Linked DNA regions of Homo sapiens: region 1 is linked to region 2. A link is an interaction called in ENCODE POLR2A ChIA-PET data of the cell type or tissue named here. Cell type or tissue: HepG2. All regions are shown on one strand.

Region 1 (4,000 bases), 310 kb after region 2:
TAGATGCTGGGGAACTCCAGCCAGCACCCTGAGTTTGGACACTTCACCCTCGAGTGTGCCTTGAACTCATCCTTCCAGTCGTTCATCAGGGAGAGCTAGGCGTGGGGAAAGGTGGTGCTGCTGACCCGCAGCCACCTGGGCCACTGCCAGCCCGAGCCCCAGACTCAGAGCCCCCCCGGGCCTGCAGGGCACACACACCACATGAGCCCCTCAACCTCGGGACTGCAGTGGGAATTCAAGCCACCTGGCAGGGGCCATGCACAAGACCCGTTCTAGGAGCCCACCAACGCGATCCCCCGAATCTCCCGGCACATCAGATACAAAGCCAGGCCACGTGAAGTCTGCCAGGCCAGTGCCCACATCTTGAGGCATAGAGTTGGTACCAGATGTGCAGAGGACAAATCAGGGCAGGGCAGTGGCTGGATAGGGAGACCCCAGCATGAGCCCCACCATGGCCCTGAGGGAGCTCACAGGAATGTCTCGGAGGGCCTGGTTCTCGGCTTTTGGCCGCCCCTTTTTCTTCCCTTCTGTCTTGTCACTGGCTGGACTTCCCGGGTCAAAGCAGAGAGGGGCCTGGCCGGGCACTGTCTGTCCACCACGGACCACCGGCATCCCTGCAGCACACAACACAGCAAGGCTCGGAAGCTGTGTAGCACCGCCTACCACCGGCGGCTGCACAGGCCCACAGTGAGCACCGCTGTCCCAACACGAGGGCACCGGGGGCAGGGGCTGCGGCCAGCTGAGGACAAGAACCCAGGACCCTGGGCTATGTCCAAGGCAACCCCTACCCTGGTAAGGTCCTTGGGAACTCTAGGGGCCTAGCTGGGTACCTGGAGACAGGACGCCCAGGGCAATGGTCCACTCCTACCACTTGCTGCCCAGAACCATCTGGAATTGACTCTGGCCCTGACTCCTCTTACCCATCTTCGGTGGGTCATGCAGCATTGGAAGTCGGACCTCCTTTCGGCTGCCATCCTTCCCGGGACCACTCTTGCTGGACCCCGGGAGCCGACGGCCTCCAACGCAGAAAGGATCCGTCATCTCTGCAGAGCAAGTAGACAATCTGTGAAGCCTGACGGGCCCCACTTGGAACACGTGGTGAGGCTGCCCTGGAGCCCTGCCCTTGGCAGGTCCTCTCTGGTCAGGGAAGAGGGGCCTGCCTTCCTGTGGTTTTGTTCACGTGGGAAAAGCAAGTGATGGGGGCTTCTGACTTAGGGGAGGGGCTGCCAGCCAAGGTCTCCCCAGATAACCCAGGAGTCATCATCAGTTTGATAGGATCTAGTCCTGTCCTGAGACCCTCACCAACTTCCAGACCCCCTTCCCAACACGCAGCTCTACAGTGTACGCAGCTCCACAGTGTGCGTAGCCCCACAGCTGCGAAGATGATGCCGAAGGTGATGCACTCCTACCCAGTGCTGGGAGGGGGTGTGCCCCTGGGAGAGGTGCCTTGCGCAGGAGGAAGGAGGCTGGCAACATTCCTCCAGGGGCCAATTATGTCTCTGATGATGGCTGCTGGCTCACAAGCTGCCCAGGCCCAGCAGTGGGGGCACAGCTTCTCACTGGGGCCCTCATACCTTCCCATGCTGACTTGATGCAATGCCAGCCTACCCAGGCAGGTACCCTTGGAATCTTCTCTCCAGACACAGATGGAAAACAGCCAAGGTGGGCACTGAGGACCCCTGGCCCAATCTGGCACTGCACCAAGCTCCCGTCCCTGTGCCGGCTGAACTATCCTACCTGATGCTCTTCGCAGACTTGTCTCCAGGCTTGGCAGGCTGACCCGCCCCCCACCTCTCTCTGGATCCTCTCAGTCCTCTGCCTACAGACCCACCACTACCACTTCAGCCAAACAAGTCGTGGAAGCACCAGCAGTGAAGGCCCAGGATGCTGGCCAGAGAGAACGCCCTGCTGCCCAAGGCTGGGGCCCCCGAGGGCCTGTGCTGCTGGGAACCCCATCCTGAGAGCTGGGGAGCAGAGGAGACTCTGGGCCCAGCCCTGTGGAAAAGCCACGGAAGGGGGTGGGACAGGAAGCAGGGTGAGGGTTGAGTGGGCAGGTGGCCCCCTCCTGATAGCTTCTAATTAACTTGGATCCGAGGGGATGGGAAGGGGCTGCTGTGTCCAGGAGGGCCAGAGAGCTGAGGTCAGAGGTCAGGACAGTCACTGCCCATTGCCAAGGGGGAGGCCAGTGTCCGGGGACAAAGTTCTCTGGAAGTCCTCACTTTGCAACTTTTGAAAGGAGACAGGGCCGGCATGAGTCATCCCAGCACCTGATGACCCCGGTGGCCTGGGGTGCAGGTGCCTGCTGAGGCCCCACTTCCAATTTTTCTGAAGCCTGGGAGAAGAATTCAGAATAGTGGGGCCTGAGGCCAGGGCCAGCCTGGGAGGCAGAGACGCGACTGGCGCCCCGGATGAGAAGGGGCTTCGGCCCTCCCGAGCCCAGCGGGGACACAGAGCCCTCGCGGGGAGAGGGGGCTCCGCCGCGCTGCGCGCAGGAGACGCCAGCAGCGGGTCCGCCGCGTAGGCCGTTCGGCCCGGGACCCCGGCCCAGGCCTGGCGCGCGGGTGAGCGCGGCCAGGGACGCGCACCTGGGGCCAGCCTCGCCACCCACCTGTCACCTGGGGCCGGGAGCGGGCGCGGGGCGCGGGCCTCGGCCTGGCCGGGCAGGGCCGATCGCGGGCGCGGGGTGGGGGGGCGAAGGCAGTGAACCAAAATGGCGACTTTTTCTGGAGAAGGAGGAGGCAGGAAGACGGCGCCGGCGCGGGGCGCGGGGGCTCGGGCGCGGCGGGGGGCGGGGGGGCTCCGGGCCCGGCCCCCTCCTTGGCCTGCGCGCAGGGTCGAGATCCGGGGCGCGGTGGGCGCCGGGGCTGCGGCCAGAATGGGTCCGGGGCGCGGCCGGGCGCTTACCTGCGGCGCCCAGCGGGGCTGCGGCCGGGCCGGGCCGGGCCGGGGCGGGGGGCGCGGGGCGCGGGGCGCTGGGTCCGGGCGGCGCAGGCTGCGCGCCGCGCTGCGCACATGCGCGCTCCCGCCCCTCCCACCTTTGACAGTTTTACTGCGGGGGGGAGGGGGCGAACTCTCGCGTTATTCCCGCGGCCGCTCCGCGACGGGGAGGGGGCGGGGAGGGGGCGGGGGCGGGGGCGGGGGCCCGGCGCTGGCCTGTGGTTCCCCCGCTCCGCGGTTCCGCCCCCGTCGGCCGGGCCCGCAGTCCAGAGTAGCCGGTTCTGCCGTCCTGGGGCGGGGGACGTTTTTTGGACAGTGGGGTAAACTGAGGCCCGATAGGGGCGCTAGGCACTGCCCGGAGTCCGGCGCGCACGGATTGAGGCGACCTGATTCCGCCGCATCCTGGCCCGCGCGGCGAGTGTGGTCTCTGGGCTCGGGACCCTGACCTCTGGCCCTGGGGGCCGTGCACCGGCAGCGCAGGATTCAGCCTTCTTCCAACTGGCCCTGAGACCACTTTTGCGACTGACCCCCGGAGGTGCCTGGCGGCTTAAGGCCATGGGGTTTTACTGGGGTCACTGACCATTGGGTCACCCTTTCCCAGCTCTGGGGGCAGTGGTTCTGAACCAGTGCCAGGGCCTTCTCTGCCCCACAGCTTGGGCTTCTGCAGGCAGGGGGCACTGGGGTCCGGTGTGGGCTGAGTGGTCTGGAGGTGGCGGGGCACTGACAGCACAGGACTTGGGAATGAATGAGACAGAGAAAGGTTGGCTCTCCTAAAGAGGACTGGTAGGAGGCACCACACGGGACTGGCACAGGACCCACAAGAATCTCCCCCAGGAGAGCCTGCCTGCCTGCCTGCCTGCCTTCCTTCCTTCCCTCTCTTACTTCCTTCTCTCCTTCCTTCCTTCCTTCTTCCTTCCCTCCCTTCTCTTCCTTCCCTTCCCTCCCTCCCTCCCTTCTTCCTTCCTTTCCTTCCTTCTTCCTTCCTTCCTTTTCTCTTTCCTTCCTTCTCTTCTCTTCCCTCCCTCCCTTCCTCCCTTCCTTCTCTTCCTTCCCTTACCTTCCT
Region 2 (4,000 bases):
ACATGACCAAGGTCCTGGAATGTCTGCAGCAGGTAGAGCACAGGCCCCGAGGAAAGGACTGCGGGTGGGTGGAGCTTCAGCCAGGACGGGGTGTGCTTCCCTCTCCCGGCCCATTCCAGCCAGGCCCCTCCGGGCCAGAGGCAGCGTCTGTCATAAAAAGGGCTGGTGTTCCAGGTGGGGTCAGAGAGAGGATTGACAAGTAAAAACGATCGTCCTTTGAAGGGGGCCGGCCCCTCCACACCTGTGGGTATTTCTCATCAGGCGGGACGAGAGACTGAGAAAATGAATAAGACACAGAGACAAAGTATAGAGAGAAAAGTGGGCCCAGGGGACCGGCGCTCAGCATACAGAGGACCTGCACCGGCACCAGTCTCTGAGTTTCCTCAGTATTCATTAATTACTATTTTCACTATCTCAGCAAGAGGAATGCGGCAGGACAGCAAGGTGATAGTGGGGAGAAGGTCAGCAAGAAAACGTGAGCAAAGGAATCTGGGTCACAAATAAGTTCAAGGGAAGGTACTATGCCTGGATGTGCACGTAGGCTAGTTTTATGCTTTTCTCCACCCAAACATCTCGGTGGAGTAAAGAGTAACAGAGCAGCATTGCTGCCAATATGTCTCGCCTCCTGCCACAGGGCGGCTTTTCTCCTATCTCAGAATTGAACAAATGTACAATCGGGTTTTATACCGAAACATTCAGTTCCCAGGGGCAGGCAGGAGACAGTGGCCTTCCTCTATCTCGACTGCAAGAGGCTTTCCTCTTTTACTAATCCTCAGCACAGACCCTTCACGGGTGTTGGGCTGGGGGACTGTCAGGTCTTTCCCATCCCACGAGGCCATATTTCAGACTATCACATGGAGAGAAACCTTGGGCAATACCCGGCTTTCCAGGGCAGAGGTCCCTGCGGCTTTCCGCAGTGCATCGTGCCCCTGGTTTATCGAGACTGGAGAATGGCGATGACTTTTACCAAGCATACTGCCTGTAAACATATTGTTAACAAGGCACGTTCTGCACAGCTCTAGATCCCTTAAACCTTGATTCCATACAACACATGTTTCTGTGAGCTCAAGGCTGGGGCAAAGTTACAGATTAACAGCATCTTAGGGCAAAGCAATTGTTCAGGGTACAGGTCAAAATGGAGTGTGTTATGTCTTCCCTTTCTACATAGACACAGTAACAGTCTGATCTCTCTTTTCCCTACAGTCCTTGAGGGTGACAGACTTAGGAGTGCCTTGGGGGCCTCTCTGAGGAGCAGCTGATATTCACGGGTCAGGAGGAAGCATTTCCATTAGAGGGGCAGCCGGTGGCCAGCCTCACTTGGAAGGTCTTTGAACCTCGGGGGTGCAGGGAGGTGGCAGTGGTGCAGGTTGCCTTCTCCTGGGTTCCTTGAGGTGCCCTCTTGTACCCGGCTCACACCCTTCCCCTCCCCGAGTTTCCTGCTCAGGTTCCCGTCTGAGAGCTTGTATGTAGGACGTCAGATAGGACAGCATAAATGTTTGGATCCAGAAACGCAGAACAGTTTCCTATTTTGAGACTTGACACCTAATTAGTCATCTTACTATTTAAGCTGAAAAATAGTGTCGTGTTTTGGGTAACGTTCTGCAAATCGTTTGCTAATGGCGGCTGAGTTGCTTCACGCCCTTTAGGGCAAGAGTGGGACTTGCCTGTGGACTTCTCCGCGGTCCCACAGGGCTCTCGCCACCTGGCAGTGGCCTCTGCATCTGCAAAGAGCTGCCCGCTGGCTGCCGAAGCTTGTCTCAGGGCAGCTTGTGTGGCCTCGCCTCTTCCTGGCTTCCCCGTAACCCTTGCTCCGAACTCCGTTCAGAAGGTGAATGGCATCCTGGAGAGCCCTACGGGTACAGGGAAGACGCTGTGCCTGCTGTGCACCACGCTGGCCTGGCGAGAACACCTCCGAGACGGCATCTCTGCCCGCAAGATTGCCGAGAGGGCGCAAGGAGAGCTTTTCCCGGATCGGGCCTTGTCATCCTGGGGCAACGCTGCTGCTGCTGCTGGAGACCCCATAGGTGACCCTAGTTCCCAGGCCTCTCCTGGCCTCCTGTGGGGATGGTTGGCAAGGGATGGCGCTGAGGGTGGGGTGGGCCCATGGGGACTCCTGCCGTCTCTCAAGCAGAACTCAAGGAGAATTTTTTAGCTGCTGTATAATTTCTCGCCATCGTGGGTGTAAACCTAGGGTTGGGCTTTTTTGCTGAATTAGGGCACGGCAGATGCCCACTTCACCCATTTTTGATAAACCAGTATCTGGGGTGTCAGATTCTTGGCTGTCTGCAGGGCCGAGTTAGCCGAATGCCACCTGCCTTTGATACGTGAGAACGTTGTCTGAGAACCGTGACTTCTGTGCTTGCTTGTGTCTGGTCAGCTTGCTACACGGACATCCCAAAGATTATTTACGCCTCCAGGACCCACTCGCAACTCACACAGGTCATCAACGAGCTTCGGAACACCTCCTACCGGTGGGTCAGACGAGTTTACACCTGTCTCGGGGTCCTCAAGAGAACCAGCTTGGCATGGTGCTGAGTCCACAGCCCCATGCTGTGCTGTGGTGGAGGGTGGTGGTCTTTCTAGACGCTCCCCCGAAGTGTGCAGAGCGCTGGTGCCCAGGGGTGGGGTGCGGCCTGGGCTGCCTCCAATGCCCATTACTTGTGAGGAAGCAGCTTTGCATCTGTGTGCTGACCTTGGGCGGGCGTCCTGAGCTCCTCGCAGGTGCTGTTGTAGCAGCTGTGCAGTAGGTCAGGGCTGGCCCCCAGTGCAGCTTTGCACATGAAGTAGGAGGAGGCCCTGCTGCTTGTCAGAGCCCAGCAGAGTCTTGGTGTTCTGTCGGGTTCCTGTGGCCGGACCAGTGGCAGGGTGCTGTGGAAGCTGTCGAATCTCCTCCCTCTGTCCAGTACCCCCGCTCGTCTTCTAGCTCCCTCCTACGCCCGGGCCACGTTTCAGTTATGCTCACTTCCTCTGACCGCCGAGGCTCCTGCGTGTCTCCATACAGCTCACGCTGCAGGGCCACGCTGTGGGTGTTGGAGACAGCTCCTCCTCGACCCACGGTGCTCTCTCCCACCAGGCCTAAGGTGTGTGTGCTGGGCTCCCGGGAGCAGCTGTGCATCCATCCTGAGGTGAAGAAACAAGAGAGTAACCATCTACAGGTAGGCTCCTGGGCTCCCGCTCCGGCTCAGTGTCCGACAGGCGAGTGCTGCTGGGTGTCCAGAGCCCCAGGCTGCGCTCCCGCTGGGCTAGGGTTTGAAGTTCACTGGGGGACTGCAGGGGAGGACCTGGTGGGGGTGGGGACTGGCTTCGGTCCTTTCTTGGCCGTGCTTCAGCTGCGCACTCTGCCCTTCCTCCCACAGATCCACTTGTGCCGTAAGAAGGTGGCAAGTCGCTCCTGTCATTTCTACAACAACGTAGAAGGTACAAGCAGCTGGGTGGGACCAGGGTCGGGTTGGAGTGTGTGCAGCCTCTCAGGGTGGAGCTCAGTGGTGTCACAGCCTGGTTGTGCTTGCCCGGTGGGGCGGCCAGTGCGGCCATGTACCTGGGCCCTGTCTTCTGACTCGGGGCCACCCATGTTAGACTTCTGTGTGGAAGAGCTCACACAGTGGTCTGAGACAGCCAGCCGGCAAGACTGCCTCTGGCTGGTGCCTGGGGCCTTGGATTTTGGGAAGGCTCCCTCCATTTCCTGATGAGAGGGTCTCCCTGCACCTAACCTGCTGGTGCAAACAGTAGGGGTTTTGCTGAACACCGGCTTTCTCTTCGGGGACTTTGTTGCTTGCCCAGCAGCAGGTGCTCCAGTGACCGGCCCTCATACCATCTTGGGAGGGTGTCCTGGAAGCCGTGTCTGGCCTCCCGCGACCCTGCCCCGTGTGTCTTTTTCCTGTGCTGACCTTGCTGCGGAAAATTATGGCCCTGAGTGTGACTCCAGGCTGAGTCCTGTGGGTCCAACACGGGATGCCTTGGGGCCTCTTCTGGAGACGGGATGTGAGTGACAGGAGCCGGC

Evidence for each region. Peaks named below come from ENCODE experiments on the same cell type or tissue, not always from the same donor. Only the 100,000 strongest peaks of a DNase experiment are listed, where the experiment ranks them.
Region 1: POLR2A ChIA-PET joins it to region 2 with 5 read pairs; 4 of 35 experiments call an interaction of 5 or more read pairs at or near these places.

The regions. Positions count from the first base shown.
Region 1 is chr20:63,966,910-63,970,909 of GRCh38, forward strand. It overlaps ZNF512B (zinc finger protein 512B), which reads right to left and starts at 3,021. Exons shown (of 17, transcript NM_020713.3): 1 at 2,905-3,021; 2 at 921-1,043; 3 at 472-614; 4 at 1-95. The coding sequence starts at 1,041. RefSeq lists enhancers at 1,373-1,910, 1,911-2,446 and a silencer at 3,129-3,208. In HepG2, no CTCF peak of the experiment used is centred here; DNase peaks (open chromatin) are centred at 2,202 and 3,062; H3K4me3 peaks cover 1,688 bases.
Region 2 is chr20:63,659,473-63,663,472 of GRCh38, forward strand. It overlaps RTEL1 (regulator of telomere elongation helicase 1), which reads left to right. Exons shown (of 35, transcript NM_001283009.2): 2 at 1-32; 3 at 1,826-2,024; 4 at 2,378-2,471; 5 at 3,074-3,155; 6 at 3,357-3,417. RTEL1-TNFRSF6B (RTEL1-TNFRSF6B readthrough (NMD candidate)) reads left to right here. Exons shown (of 38, transcript NR_037882.1): 2 at 1-32; 3 at 1,826-2,024; 4 at 2,378-2,471; 5 at 3,074-3,155; 6 at 3,357-3,417. Among named protein-coding and RNA genes, the nearest start is that of RTEL1, 3.2 kb to the left of the region's middle. In HepG2, a CTCF peak has its summit at 98 (motif pointing left); no DNase peak of the experiment used is centred here; H3K4me3 peaks cover 319 bases.